Regions from separate parts of the Homo sapiens genome. Here all the other regions are linked to region 1. The links are chromatin contacts, found by Hi-C or POLR2A ChIA-PET in ENCODE. All regions are on one chromosome and are shown on one strand. The core of a region is the stretch at or near the end of the contact, and the rest is flanking DNA. Distances in the headings are between cores, read along the strand shown.

Evidence for each region. Hi-C counts contacts between places; a loop is a spot of excess contacts on that map. ChIA-PET counts read pairs that join two places held with the same protein, here RNA polymerase II (POLR2A). Pooled maps may share reads with other maps.
Region 2: a pooled map shows a loop between it and region 1 (2.2-fold over the local background). The contact joins the enhancer-like site here to the promoter of PHLDB2 in region 1. A Hi-C loop is called at or near these places in 3 of 50 pooled maps. POLR2A ChIA-PET finds 5 or more read pairs at or near these places in 4 of 52 experiments (GM12878, H1, PC-9 and 1 more).
Region 3: a pooled map shows a loop between it and region 1 (4-fold over the local background). The contact joins the enhancer-like site here to the promoter of PHLDB2 in region 1. A Hi-C loop is called at or near these places in 1 of 168 maps with a recorded cell type or tissue (PC-3), 1 of 37 single-sample maps with no recorded cell type and 12 of 50 pooled maps. POLR2A ChIA-PET finds 5 or more read pairs at or near these places in 5 of 52 experiments (A549, MCF 10A, OCI-LY7 and 2 more).
Region 4: a loop to region 1 is called in a map of heart right ventricle, with 12 times the contacts of the local background. The contact joins the enhancer-like site here to the promoter of PHLDB2 in region 1. A Hi-C loop is called at or near these places in 97 of 168 maps with a recorded cell type or tissue (A673, B cell, CD4-positive, alpha-beta T cell and 60 more), 37 of 37 single-sample maps with no recorded cell type and 49 of 50 pooled maps. POLR2A ChIA-PET finds 5 or more read pairs at or near these places in 20 of 52 experiments (A549, AG04449, AG04450 and 16 more).

What each region holds. Positions count from the first base shown.
Region 1 is chr3:111,857,680-111,860,975 of GRCh38, forward strand. PHLDB2 (pleckstrin homology like domain family B member 2) reads left to right here and starts at 1,586. Exons shown (of 18, transcript NM_001134438.2): 1 at 1,586-1,897. It overlaps LOC105374040 (a long non-coding RNA gene), which reads right to left and starts at 3,137. Exons shown (of 4, transcript XR_924333.4): 1 at 2,981-3,137. RefSeq lists enhancers at 1,408-1,994, 1,995-2,579, 2,910-3,019 and a silencer at 2,044-2,103.
Region 2 is chr3:111,694,164-111,697,459 of GRCh38, forward strand. The region is part of intron 1 of PLCXD2 (phosphatidylinositol specific phospholipase C X domain containing 2); the gene reads left to right. Among named protein-coding and RNA genes, the nearest start is that of PLCXD2-AS1, 18 kb to the left of the region's middle. Within about 2 kb of position 1,593, at least 5 of the 41 ENCODE cell types and tissues checked have a DNase peak (open chromatin) inside an H3K27ac peak, as active enhancers do; they include PC-9, where a contact is called at or near this core.
Region 3 is chr3:112,011,913-112,015,208 of GRCh38, forward strand. TAGLN3 (transgelin 3) reads left to right here. Exons shown (of 5, transcript NM_001008272.2): 5 at 1,498-1,973. The coding sequence ends at 1,639. Among named protein-coding and RNA genes, the nearest start is that of TAGLN3, 15 kb to the left of the region's middle. Within about 2 kb of position 1,764, at least 4 of the 41 ENCODE cell types and tissues checked have a DNase peak (open chromatin) inside an H3K27ac peak, as active enhancers do.
Region 4 is chr3:111,715,918-111,719,213 of GRCh38, forward strand. The region is part of intron 3 of PLCXD2 (phosphatidylinositol specific phospholipase C X domain containing 2); the gene reads left to right. Among named protein-coding and RNA genes, the nearest start is that of PLCXD2-AS1, 40 kb to the left of the region's middle. Within about 2 kb of position 1,779, at least 4 of the 41 ENCODE cell types and tissues checked have a DNase peak (open chromatin) inside an H3K27ac peak, as active enhancers do; they include heart right ventricle, left ventricle myocardium inferior, spleen and 1 more, where a contact is called at or near this core.

The DNA of each region.
Region 1 (3,296 bases), core at 336-2,835:
ATTCCTAACAAACATATGAAAAAAAGCTCATCATCACTAGTCATTACAGAAATGCAAATCAAAACCACAACGAGATACCATCTCACGCCAGTTAGAATGGCAATCATTAAAAAGTCAGGAAATAACAGACGCTGCAGAGAATGTGGAGAAATGGGAACGCTTTTACACTGTTGGTGGGAGTATAAGTTAGTTCAACCATTGTGGAAGACAGTGTGGCGATTCCTCAGGGATCTAGAACTAGAAATACCATTTGACCCAGCAATCCCATTACTGGGTATATACCCAAAGAATTATAAATCATTCTACTATAAAGACACATACAAACGTATGTTTATTGCAGCACTGTTCACAATAACAAAGACTTGGAACCAACCCAAGTGCCCATCAATGATAGACTGGATGAAGAAAATGTGGCACATATACACCATGGAATACCATGCAGCCATAAAAAAGAATGAATTCATGTCCTTTGCAGGGACGTGGATGATGCTGGAAACCATCATTCTCAGCAAACTAACACAGGAACAGAAAACCAAACACTGCATGTTCTCATCATAAGTGGGAGTTGAACAATGAGAACATATGGACCCAGGGAGGGGAACATCACACCCTGAGGCCTGTTGGGGGGTGGGGGACAAGGGGAGGGAGAGCATTAGGACAAATAACTAATGCATGCGGAGCTTAAAACCTAGATGAAGGGTTGATGGGTGCTGCAAACCACCATGGCACATGTATACCTGTGTAACAAACCTGCACGTTCTGCACATGTATCCCAGAACTTAAAGTATAATTAAAAAAGAAATTTAAAAAAGACATTCCGTAGGTGAGGCTCTCCCTAAAAGTCAAACTTTTACTTGCACATATGAAAAGTGTAATCATTAAATAAGCTATTTCTTCAGTGACGGTATACTGAGTTCTGCTCATGGTGCCAAGTACTTTGCATATATTATTCAGAAGCTTATTAGCTGCCCTGCAGCACCAGTATCATTTATTGCTGCACTCCAGGTGAAGAAATTGTTGCTGGGAGCTACAACAACTTGCCCAAAGCCACAATGATCATAAGTAGTTTGCGCTTCGTTGTGCTCTTCTTTGCTGGTGTGAGATTCTCGAGGGCCAATGTCCTTCATCTGCGTAACTCTAGGGACTCGCCCAGACCTTGGAAGAGGTTCACATTCCCGCGTGCCGAGATTGATTATGGGCCACCCTCGGTCTCATTCGTTGACTTCCAATAAAGCATTGGCTGGTGGACCTCTACATCAGCATTGTTTTCATTGGATATAGCAACTCAGAAAAATATTGGGGAAAATATAAAAACTTTCAAGAGATATGATTGCAAGAAAATCAGAATGAGTTTAAAACCCTCCTGACCCCAGTCCTTAGCTCAGGCCGTTCTCCAAGGATTTTGCAAACCTGCTTTCTGACGCAGCTGGTAAACTTGCCCCGGGGCGAACTGTCGGAAGGAGGTGCGGTCACCTGGAGTTTCCCAATAGATACTTCGCTGTCTGGTGAGGAAATCATCACCCTAGGACGTAAACCCTCCCGCCCTTCTTTCAGCTCTTAAAAAAAGCCTGCCACGAAAGTCCCTACTGCGTTGCTGCGAACGTAGCTTTGAGAAGCTGGCGCCCAGTGATGGGGCAAACAGCCATGCCCTTCCAGCAGCCGTGAAAGCCCCAACAGCAAACTGCCTGGGAGCGGGGCAGGTCACCAACTTCGTTGCTCGAACTCCCTGGGTGCCCGCCGCGGTGGTTACAAAGGGGGTCAAGAGTGCCGGACCCAGCCGCGCGGAGCCCACCATTGCGGCCCGAGGGGGACCCGACGGGGGCCCGACGGTGTGGCGTGGCGCAAGGAGCGCGCCTGCCTTCTCTCGCCGCCGGGAACGGGCTGCACCAATGGCCAGGTGAGGAGGCGGCGGTGGTCGCCCGGGAGGAGGGGGTGGTGCCGACTCCGTGTGCCAGGAGTGCGTCCCGGGGACGCTGCCTCCCCCGCGGCCGAGTTGGTTGCCGCCGGTTGCGCTGCGGAGGGTTGGGGGCGGAGAGGAGGCAGTGGCTGCCCGGGCCGAGGAGGGGCGCGCTGACTGCTCACCGCGAGTCAGGAGGGGCCGGCGGGCTCACGGAGGGAGACAGGGTGGGCGGGGGCAAAGGCTAGGCGCTAGGGCGGCGGCGCCAGCGTAGAGCGGCGGTTTGGAGGAAAGATGAGACGGTGAGTGGGCTCCGGGGACACAGAGTTTCTTTGCTTCTTTACAGGCTGTAGGGACAAAAGCCCGGGCTGGGGTCGGCAGTGCCCAGGCTGCGCAGCTGGGTGGGTGGGGGTGGCGAACCCCGTTGTGCATGACTCTCGGGGGGCTGGGTAGATCTCCGGTTGAGGGGATCCCGGGGAGGGAGTGTCTGGTAGGGAAGATGCTTCCAGAGTGATTGTAGAAAACAGGCAGAATGTGGGGGAACTGGGGGCAACTTTTTCCAGCAACTCTGGAATGCACATGGAGAGAGGGATGGGGATCCTTGGGATAGCTCCCTGAGAAAGAGAAGGTCCGCTGCTGGATGGTGTAGGGCGCGGGATTCAGAGAAGACTCCCTCCCCGCAAATATTTGGCTAGCTGCGCTTCTAGTTCCACTTTCTTTCAAGAGTGAACCTACGAGCTTTAACCGCCAAAAGCGGCTGATTTCGATTTGGCCTTTGACCCCCCACTGAAAGTTTACAGTGTGGCCGTCTCGGCACCCCTAGAGATAGCAGCTGGAAGGCTTGGGGAGTATTTTAACCCTCTGTTTCTCCAGCTCCCTGCGCGGCGGAGGCGCAGCTGAATCGTTTGCTGGTTCGCTTAATAACTTAGCCCTAGCAGTCATCACTTATTAAAGCGCCGAGGACCTGGCTAACTCCCGCCACCACCAGGAAATTAAAAGGCTGACAGGCTGTCCCTCCCAGGGTTGGGGTTTCCTGTTTGAAAGAGCTTGAGAAGTCAAACTGCTTCGCGGTTCCTCACTTACCTTTCTTATGTAAAAGAGGGAGCGACGCCCGCAGCTTTTTCTCTCGGTAAACTACCCGTGGCTGGAAATCCTCCGGGCGCCTGGCCCTGCCCTCTTCCCTAGAAATCTTTATCCTGCAACTCTGAAGTAGCTCTAAAGAGCTCTAGAATGCACAACTAGTCATAGCCAGGCACAGCTGGGAGTGTAACTAGACGAGGCATAAAAATGTGGAGTCTTTTTAGTGTAAATATTTGTCAGCCACATTTCCCTTCGTAATATGAACGTGTAAGTTACAGATGTAGGTTTTCAAGTATTGGACGTGTAATTTTAAGCTTCC
Region 2 (3,296 bases), core at 343-2,842, 160 kb before region 1:
CTCACCCTCCTCAGCCTTCACTCCCAGCTTCTCAACCTCTCTCTGTTTCCTCAGCAGATCCACTGAGGTCTTTCCAAGAGTCTATCTCTAAATTGGCATACCCCTACCCACTGCTTAATACTGCTTCAAGTATGTCAAAAGCTATTAATGCCAGAGATGAATATTGCAGTTGGTGCTCAGCAAACAGAAGATACTCCAGCTACCAGTATTCACTGTGCTTAGAGGAGAGTGGTGATTAAAAATGACTTTTTCTCTTATCGCATGTTCATTTTCAAGATAAAGAGTTTACTATGTGCATTGAAGAGAGCTTTTTTTTTTTTTAACATCTTGCCCATTTCATAAGGAGTCACTGGTGAAAACCTGCAGCAACTGGCACCAAATTTGCAGTTTTTCCAAGCAATATCTTAACATCCTTTGTAGACTAGTCCCTTTAGTCACTGCTCTGTGGCCATGCCCCTCAACATGGCTGTACCTGGAAGCTCATAGTCCTGGCAGAGCTGGCTGCTGTTGTGAGTCAGGAAGATGTTCCACAGGGAAGTGAGCTGGTGACAGCCTCCATGGGAAGTCAGAGCTGGACCCTAAGGGATCCGGAGTCCAGCTAGGCCGGTGCTCTCTGAAGGGCCAGAGAGGTGTTCTGGCATATCCTCATCACTGTCAAAGTCTGAGAGTGGACATTCATGCTGAAGGAGGAGCAGCTCCTAAATGGCTCTTCTTCCAGAAACTTGGCCTGCTGATTTTGCCTGTATTGCCTGTATGCATATTGAGACATATGTTGTCAGCCATTTGTAAAATGAAGTAGTGGTTTCTCTAAACCTCAGGAATATATTCAGAGTTTTTAATCAGGGTGAACTTGAGTGGGAATGTTTTGACTGCCTTCGTTTTAGTACATTTGAAAAAAATGTTGAATTTCTTAAAAATCATAAGTCATTAAAATCCAAGCACTTTTAGTGAGATAATGTGTTTGAGGGCCTAAATCTCATTTTTTTACCCATTTTCTAAAAAAAAAAAAAAAAAAAAATCTTGTTGAAACATTTTTAATAGAAATTCTATGAAGATAGGGTCTTCTGGCTCTCCATAAATCAAATCATAAAATCTTCTTACAGTAGTCTCTTTTTATCTGCAAGTGGTATGTTCCAAGGCTCCCAATGGCTGCTGAAACCATGGATAGAGCCAAACCCTATACATCCTGTAATTTTTCCTGTACATACATGCCTATGATAAAGTTTAATTTATCAATTGGGCACAGTAAGAGATTAACAACAATAACTAGTAATACAATAGAACAATTATAACAATATGCCAGCATCACTGCTGTCGCACTTTGGGGTCATTCTCAAGTAGAGTTAGGGTTCCTGGAAAACCAACACTGTGAAACTGCAACAGGCATGCTTGGCCATGCTTATGTCTCTAAGAACTCATCATTAGTATTTTCAGTTTGTAGAAAACATACAGAAAAACTTCTGAAAACATTACTGGTTCTGCTGTTTACATTAGGGAAAGATTATCTGTTGATGGTTATATTGGTGTTTGAGTGTTTTAATGATAACTGAGATGGCTAAGTGACTAATGGTTGGGGAACCTCTACCAAGTAGATATGCTAGGCAAAGGGATGATTCACATCCTGGGCTGGAAGGCCTGTGGGATGGCAAAACACTTCATCACGCTCCTCAGAATGGGGCACAATTTAAAACTTATGAATTGTTTATTTTTTAAATTTTCCATTTAATAGTTTTGGACCACAGTTGACTGTGGCTAACTGAAACTGTGGAAATTGAAACTGCAAATAAGAAGGGACTACTATTTTTTCTCAGAAAAATTCAACTCTTTAAAATTGGTTAACAACTCATGAGGTTGACATCTCTGAAACCCTCAAAGATGGCAGTGATGAGGGAGGAGGAGCTATTGTTTAGCTGGACATCTCTGATTCAATTCCATTGGAGGGGGGCATCTGTTCTCATTTTCGTCCTTCAGAGATGGGAAAAAATTACTCTTTTTCTTGGCTTGAACACTTATATCTTCTATCTTTTTATAAGCATGATACTGCTTTCTCTTCTGCTGTTTGCACAGATTGTCTTCTGACCTAGTTGAGCCTTTACTGCTGCCCAGACACCTTCTGGTAGCTAGCATCATATGAATTACTTAGCTTTATTAAGATAAAGTGTGAGCAAAGGGTTTTTTTTGGTCTTTTGTGTTTGGGCACCTTTAATATCTTTTTGCTGTTGCTGGGCAGGGAAGAGTCTTTGCAGCTGAGATCTTATTAATTTGCCTAGAATTTTTTTTAGTTTATATATTTTTTATTAATTAGGAAAACTAAATTTGACATTCAATGCAATTTTATGCAGCATCAGCTATAGTGGGTAACTGGAAAGATAGCCGCACCTGGTTTTTTTGCAAGCTGCCTGCATTACTCTGACCTCACTTGACAAAGTATAGGCTAATAGAGAAAGAATATGCAAATTACAGACATGTGACCTAAAATTCAGACTGAGATAAAATAGACAAGCTTTAATTGAACACTCTGACTATTCGTTATAGAAAATACATGCATATCCAATATATGTTTTTAGCCCAAGCTTACGATGGACCGACCAGATGATCTTAGTTTTGATAGAAATAATATGATTTAGGTCTTGATAAAAATTTGGAGCTTACATGGCATTTAGATGACTCTCAAAAATGAGCTCAAAATAATATTTGTCTTTAAAAGAATTTTTAGAGAATAATTATTATCTATTAGAAGTTTTCTATTGATATTAGTAAACATATTTCCAAATAAATGAAAGGTGGGCTTTTTTTCCACTGAATAAGAGAATTTTCTGGATTTCATTTAAGATGGGCCAGTTTTAGTGCCAACATGTACACATAGACATGCACATAAATACTTTGGTAACCGAGAAGACCTTAGCTCCAAACACGTCTGTAGATATTCCATCCAAACTCTTGCTATCCAAACATTTGCTATAACTTATAAGATTTATTTTATCCAGAATTCACTACTTAAATAAAAAAATCCCATCGTGTGAGCTAGCAAAAACATTTAAGTTGCAGGTACACCTTGTCAAAAAGATGGAGAATGTGTTACATCCATAGTTCAGCTACCCTCCCAGCAGGCTCGAGCTGTGCATTAGCGCTCTCAACTTACCACATTATTGAGTGAGAATGTCTTCTAAGAAAGCAAAAAGCCTCTGAATAAAACAAGCACACTCGAGAGGCCTAAAAAGAAAAATTGGGTGATAAAGCATATTGAGAGAGATGAACTAACATAAACTTGGCCATACTTACATCTCTAAGAACTA
Region 3 (3,296 bases), core at 514-3,013, 150 kb after region 1:
GAGGGAGGGTCTGAAGCCTTGGAACTCTACAGAGGCTTTATGTGCAAAGCCCCAGGACCAAGCACTGCTGTCTCCACAACTGAGTTCCCCAAAGCAATGAAAGACTGATGCTTCTGTACAGGCCAGTAACCTAACCAGAGCAGAAATGGTTGGGCCTTTTCTACCAGATACCTCCCAGCTCCACCCAGGTTCTGTTTCTCCTGAGGCTCAGCAGGACTGGATGGCCTTTCTTGAAGGTGGCTTCATGTCTGAACTTGGCTTTATTATGACTTAAGCCAGCTCTGAGCTTTCTTGCCTGCCTGGCTGCTTCCCTCCCTCCCTCCCTCCCTCCCTCCCTCCCTCCCTTCCTTCCTTCCTTCCTTCCTCCTTCCCTCCCTCCCTCCCTCCTTCCTTCCTTCTTTTTTGTTTGTGTACTTAATAAAGGGTAAATATGTCATGTTTGTTTGGAACAGTCATGGTTAATATCTATGTTGTCCCAGTATATCTATTAATAGAACTCTCTTTCACTCTCAACAGCGTCCTAGTCCGGATGACAAATTATATGGTTATCTCTCAGTAAAGGGTCTTTTTTTAAAATGATTTTTTTTTCAGGGGGTAGGGTAGGCAGGAAGCTTAAACTGGGTAATTTAGTTGTAGAAGAGTGCCCTGTGGCAAATAATTGATTATTCATTTCCAGCATCCCCTTTTCTTCTCCTTGACAGTTATTAAAAAAAAAAAAGTTACCAGCTTATGTCATTTTAAAGAACACTCGCCCTGAAAACTTCTGAGAGGTTGGCCATTTGAAACCCTGGTTTTAGTGTCTGTATTATTAGTGAACTACCGTGTTCCCATGTGGCTACACAACCACAATTATGTACTATCTGGCTCTTTACCAAAGTTTGCAGACCTCTAATCTAGAGTGCGACATTTCCCCTCATTAACTCTTAGGTCCCTTGGCTCTAAAAGGGTATATTCATCTTGGCCCTATACAGGGAAAGGGGGAATGGGATTAATGATGTGCTTTGTAAGAAGAACCAATTTTAATTTTCACAAAGGCTTGACGTAGCTGTGAGAGAAAGGGTAAGAAGAAGCAGGCTTCTTCTTAGAAGTCTGAGATGGCCTAAAGTGGTGGGGGAAGAAGGGAGAGTGGGGAGAAAGAGAAACAAGAAAAGCTGAGAGTGAATTCCCCAGAGAGGTAGCCACTGATTCTGCCCTACTCTTTGCTGGAATTCTGGAAAACACCTGGGCTTCTAAAAGATAGGGAGCTCATGCATCATGGTAGGGCCACAGCTCAGGCTAGGGCCAGAGATAGCTCAGAGTAGCGCCACGGCTCAGGGTAGGTCCACAGTGCAGGGTAGGGCCATAGCTCAGAGTAGGGCCATAGCTCATAACCACAGCTCAGGGTAGGACCTGCTGATCTATTTGGGGACCCCCAGCAGAGCCTGTCTAATTGCATATCTTGAAAAGGATTGGAAAACTGTCATAATGACATTATTCCCTCTCACTTTCCTTGTCCAGGAAAGCCCAGCAGAATCGGAGAGGCTTTTCCGAGGAGCAGCTTCGCCAGGGACAGAACGTAATAGGCCTGCAGATGGGCAGCAACAAGGGAGCCTCCCAGGCGGGCATGACAGGGTACGGGATGCCCAGGCAGATCATGTAGGACGCGGCATCCTGCCCCTGGTAGAGAGGACGAATGTTCCACACCATGGTCTCTACGAAAAAGAAATAGTTAGTCACCTTCTGACCTTCTCCTCTTTCTCAAAGCCTTCTGTCCCTGGTTTTTGCAAGTGCTGCATTTCCGCCGAGAATCCGCGTTGCCTACTGCTGCCACCTCCTGTTCATTTAGAACTATGCAAAGACTCCGCTTCCGTTTTCCTGAGCTCCTCGGGCCCCAGAGTCTCTGTTTGATTATTTATTTATTTATTTATTTATTTGCCAAAAATTCTCCTCTTCAACTTATAGAATGCACCTAATAAAGTAATTAGTCTTGTGTCTTACAGTGTAAAGTTCATTCTTTCTCTTAAGGACTCCACAGTCCGGACTGGTTTCTCTTCCATTCAAAGGCCAGAAAGATGGAATTAAGCTTAAGCTGCAGCTGAGCAATATAGGTTAGCTATGAGGACGCTCTTGCAAGATTATCGCGTTTATCTTGGCAATTGGAATAGAAAGTTTAGGAGTCATTTCGCCCACTCTGAGAGCCTAGAGACATAAGTTCAAGAACAAAGTCTTTGACCACAACAAGTTTTTGAGCATGTACTTTGTGCTTATTGTGCTAGACCTGTAGAGGACACAGCCCGGGAGACAAAGCCCGGTTTCTTGAGAAGCTCTTGTATAGGTGCCCAGGAAGTATCTGTTGAATGGATGGAAGGAAGAATGGATGGGTGGATGGTTTTATTGAATGGATGGGTGGGTAGATGACTGGATGAATGAGCAGTTTTCACTTCTCTAGCATTCATCTTCCTCTTACAGACGAGACCCTAGGTCCGATGCTGACATTTATACAGTTTTTTTCATCATCCAGGAGTTATAGACAATGTAGTTTGCTCTCCTAAAGTCATTTAAAGGGTCTAAACCCTGAAAACCCTAGGATATTGCCTGGTATTGCGATTTGCCTAAGATGAATAGGTTTTTGAGATTTTTTTCCCCGTGGATAGAAAACATTAAAAGGTCAAAAAAGCCTGGGGATTATCAGTTCATCTTATTCTTTCTTACCAGTAGAAACAAGGAAAAAAAAACATGTGATATATCTAGTAAGAAAAGAAATAAGGTATTTTATCCATATAATGGATAACAAGAAAAAGATAAAATAGATGAAAGTATAGACATTGCCACACTCTAAATGTTTGGATGGTAGTTTTTTGGACTGTGTTCTCTCTTTGTTCTCTGCAGTTCTAGGTTTACCCAGAGGTTCCTATGGGATCCCTGTGGGGGCAGGGCTGCTGAGGAGGCAGAACCCTGGGCCCCCACTCCTGCTTCAACCATAGCAGCTCTGATATATCTGTATTACACATTAGGATTCAGTATAACATTTAAAAAAGACCTTTAATGTAAAAGAAAAAAGGAAAAACCATTATGCTAAAGAAAATTGGCCTGTGGGTCACCTAAGCAGTTTACTGTATCTGCTAGAAGTTCTAGTGACCCTTTGACAGCTACCAGTGAACTGCCTATTCCCAGAAAGATGTCTCCCAGCCATGGCAGCTGAATTATTACCTAAAACCTCACCTTGGAGTTGCCACAAAAGTAAGAGAGGGAGGCCGATGGATCCCAAAAAGTGAAATAAAACTGGGAGGAAAGTCCTGGAGAAACAGAGGGTGTCT
Region 4 (3,296 bases), core at 529-3,028, 140 kb before region 1:
TGTCACAAAGCTTTTCATATCTGTACATTCCTAAAACTTTAATCTGGCTGCAAGTGAAACATTGGCTCTTTCCTTTATGATGAGAGATAATGATGTTGGCATGCGCCCAAAGCCAAGGGATCCTACTATGCCAGAGCCCTTGCACTACTGCTAGCAGCAAGCCAATGTCCCCAAGCTTGGAAAGATACTTTCTTTGGCATCTCGCCCCCCTGCCGGCCATAAGAATATTGCAAGTATGCATGCATTCCTAGTCCTGCACATCAACTGAAGGAGGAAAATATAGCTCTGGTTGAGTTTGTTCCAAAAGGCCAGTGCAGAGTGTGGCTGTCATTTCCTCTGGGCTGTTGAACAAACATAGGACCTTCCCCTGTGTGCCAACACCCAGAGGGTCTGTCCTAACAACTGGTCGCTGGCACTGGTGGTCAGCTCAAACCAAGAAAAAAAAGACAGGGTATATTTTCTTACAAATGTAGAGGTGGTTTCTCGGCAGGGATTTAACCCCCTAACTCTTCGATAAACTTTGGAGCTAAGATCTTGTTCATTTTGGTTCAACACCGTAGAAGGAAGCCACAAGAAATATAGCCATTTGACTCAATTTCCATGGTGGTTTCTCCCAGACTTATAGAAACCTGAAATTCAGGTTCATGGCACTCTCACTGAAATCATATGAAAATGCTTTGCCTAAGCTTGAGGACAGAGCATCCATGAACTCTATAAGGGAACATGGACTGAAATCAGAAGGCCTGAGAGTGCAGCCTGACATGCTCCCTGTTCCAGGGTGCATTGTGTTGTGCCCCGTCCCATCCCCGCCATCCCCAAGCTCACATATTGAAGTCCCAACTCTCAGTTACCTCAGAATGTGGGTACATTTGCAGATACGGCCTTTAAAGAGGTAATTAAGTCAAAACGAGGATATTAGGGTGGGCCCTAATCCAGTCTAGCTGGTATCCTTAAAAGAAAAGGAAATTTAGACACACAAAGAGACACCACAGATATGTGTTCACAGAGGAAAGGCCATGTGAGAATGCAATAAGAAGGCGGCTGTCTGCAAGCCAAGGACAGAGGCCTCAGGAGACATGAAATCTGATGACACTTTGATCTTGGATGTCCAACTTCTAAAACAAGAGAAAATACATTTCTGTCATTTAAGCCAACCAGTATGTGGTGTTTTGCTATGGTAGCCCTAGCAAATCAATGCAGTCCCTGAGCAACAGGGTGGCCGTGGACAAGTTTTCTGAGGTCTCTGAGCTGTGGTTTTCTCACCAGTTAAACAGGATTAATAAACCTCATCAGATTGTAGCCTTAACATGAAAATGCCAGCCACAGTGGCTGGCAGAAAATAGACATGCCATCCCTATTTGTAAAGACACCCAGAAACACTATGGACCACCCTTGTTCCCAGCTGGGCCCCAAGGTCAAAGGGAAGTTTTTAACCTCCTGCTCTGCCATCCATGGGAACTGTTGCCTCACGGGCCTGTCAGCACTGTCAGGTTCAGCCTTTTGCACAGATCCCTTGTCCTGGTAAATACCAAGAGCTGAGAAAATAAAGTAGCTCCTCTTCACTGTGGGTTCTGCATTTCCCCTTCTTCGTACTTAATCCTAATTATTTGATCCTTGCCTTGGAGAAGGTTGACACATGCTACCCGAAGCTGACACAGAACTCTTTGTCACTGGAAACCACAGGTACATACCTTTCACTGCATTTCTCTGCTCAGGCTCCAGGGATCCTCCAAGGTGAGGAGGCTCTGGCTGCAGTGACTGGAGTTACAAGCCTTTAAGGCTCATTTCCCTGTAATGACCAGCAGAGGGCGCCTGCACCTCATACTTCAACACTGACTCAGGCTTTTAAAATGAAGTCTTGAATCTATCAGGTTCAGTACTACTGTGTCCTTGGTGTGGTTCCTTGTGTATCCTTGGTCTATCTTTAAGGAAGTCTGTATTTGCAGCTTCTCACTTCCAAACCACAACATGTTGTCACGTAAGCAGGAGGATGTGACCTCTTTAAGGTGTAGTTTCTTACTCCCAGCCACCAAATATTTCTACCTCACACTCTTCCAGTTATGATTCCTTACCTTTTTTTTTTTACCACACTTATCATATCACAGAAACTCTTCTAAACACTTTACATGTATTATTTTGTTTAATTCCCCAAAAATCTGTATGAAGCATTATTATTATCACTCTTCAGGAGTCCCCGTTCAAAATGGAAGTACCCCTGGGAGGGTGATCTTTTAAGTCATAATCAGCTATTAATATAAAAATATAGGCCAGGCGCAGTGGCTCACGCCTGTAATCCCAGTACTTTGGGAGGCCGAGGTGGGCGGATCACCAGGTCAGGAGATCGAGACCATCCTGGCTAACACGGTGAAACCCCGTCTCTACTGAAAATACAAAGAAATTAGCTGGGCGTGGTGGCGGGCGCCTGTAGTCCCAGCTACTCGGGAGGCTGAGGCAGGAGAATGGCGTGAACCCGGGAGACGGAGCTTGCAGTGAGCCAAGATCGCGCCTCTGCACTCCAGCCTGGGGGACAGAGGAAGACTCCGTCTCAAAAAAAAAATAAGATGATGGATAGATGATAGATAGATAGATAGATAGATAGATAGATAGATAGATAGATTGATTGATTTATGATATGTGTTTTAGCCCGTGGCTGATTGTAGAGTCCACTGAGAGAGGGAGGAGACCCAGGACTGATTATAGTTATGGTAAGAGAAAAAGAAAGAGGAGAAGGACAAAATGCTACCAAGGCCTGAACAGGGTTGTCTGGAAAACTGAGAAGTCAAGATATGTGCTGAAAGAAGGGCAGGCAGCATCAAGGGAGAGTTTCTTCTGTCTTCTTTAAAGCATTCTCAGCCTACTGAGTATGTATTGAGCTGTTTTTACTATGATGTAAACTGTGAGTACACTTTATTGCTTTCTTCTCTATGCTGCCTGTGGTAGTTTACACTTACTATTAATGCAGAAATTATCACATTGAATTTTCATTATTCCTTTATGTCACTAAATAACTGGCTGTCACCTAGGAAGCCTTTGATTAATAAAATGAGACTGAAAGACCGTTAGTGAGACAACTGATTAAGTATTGGTCTATTAAGAAGCCACACTTAGTGATCGAATAACTGTATATCCATATGAAAAAAGTAAGCCTTGACCTCCTACTTTATACCATAAACAAAAATCAATTTGAGATGGTTCTTAGAGCTAAACCTAAAAGCTAAAAACCATAAAGCTTTTAGAATAAAACATAGGATATGTTTGTAAATTTGGAGTGGACTGAAGTGGTTCTTAGATCACAG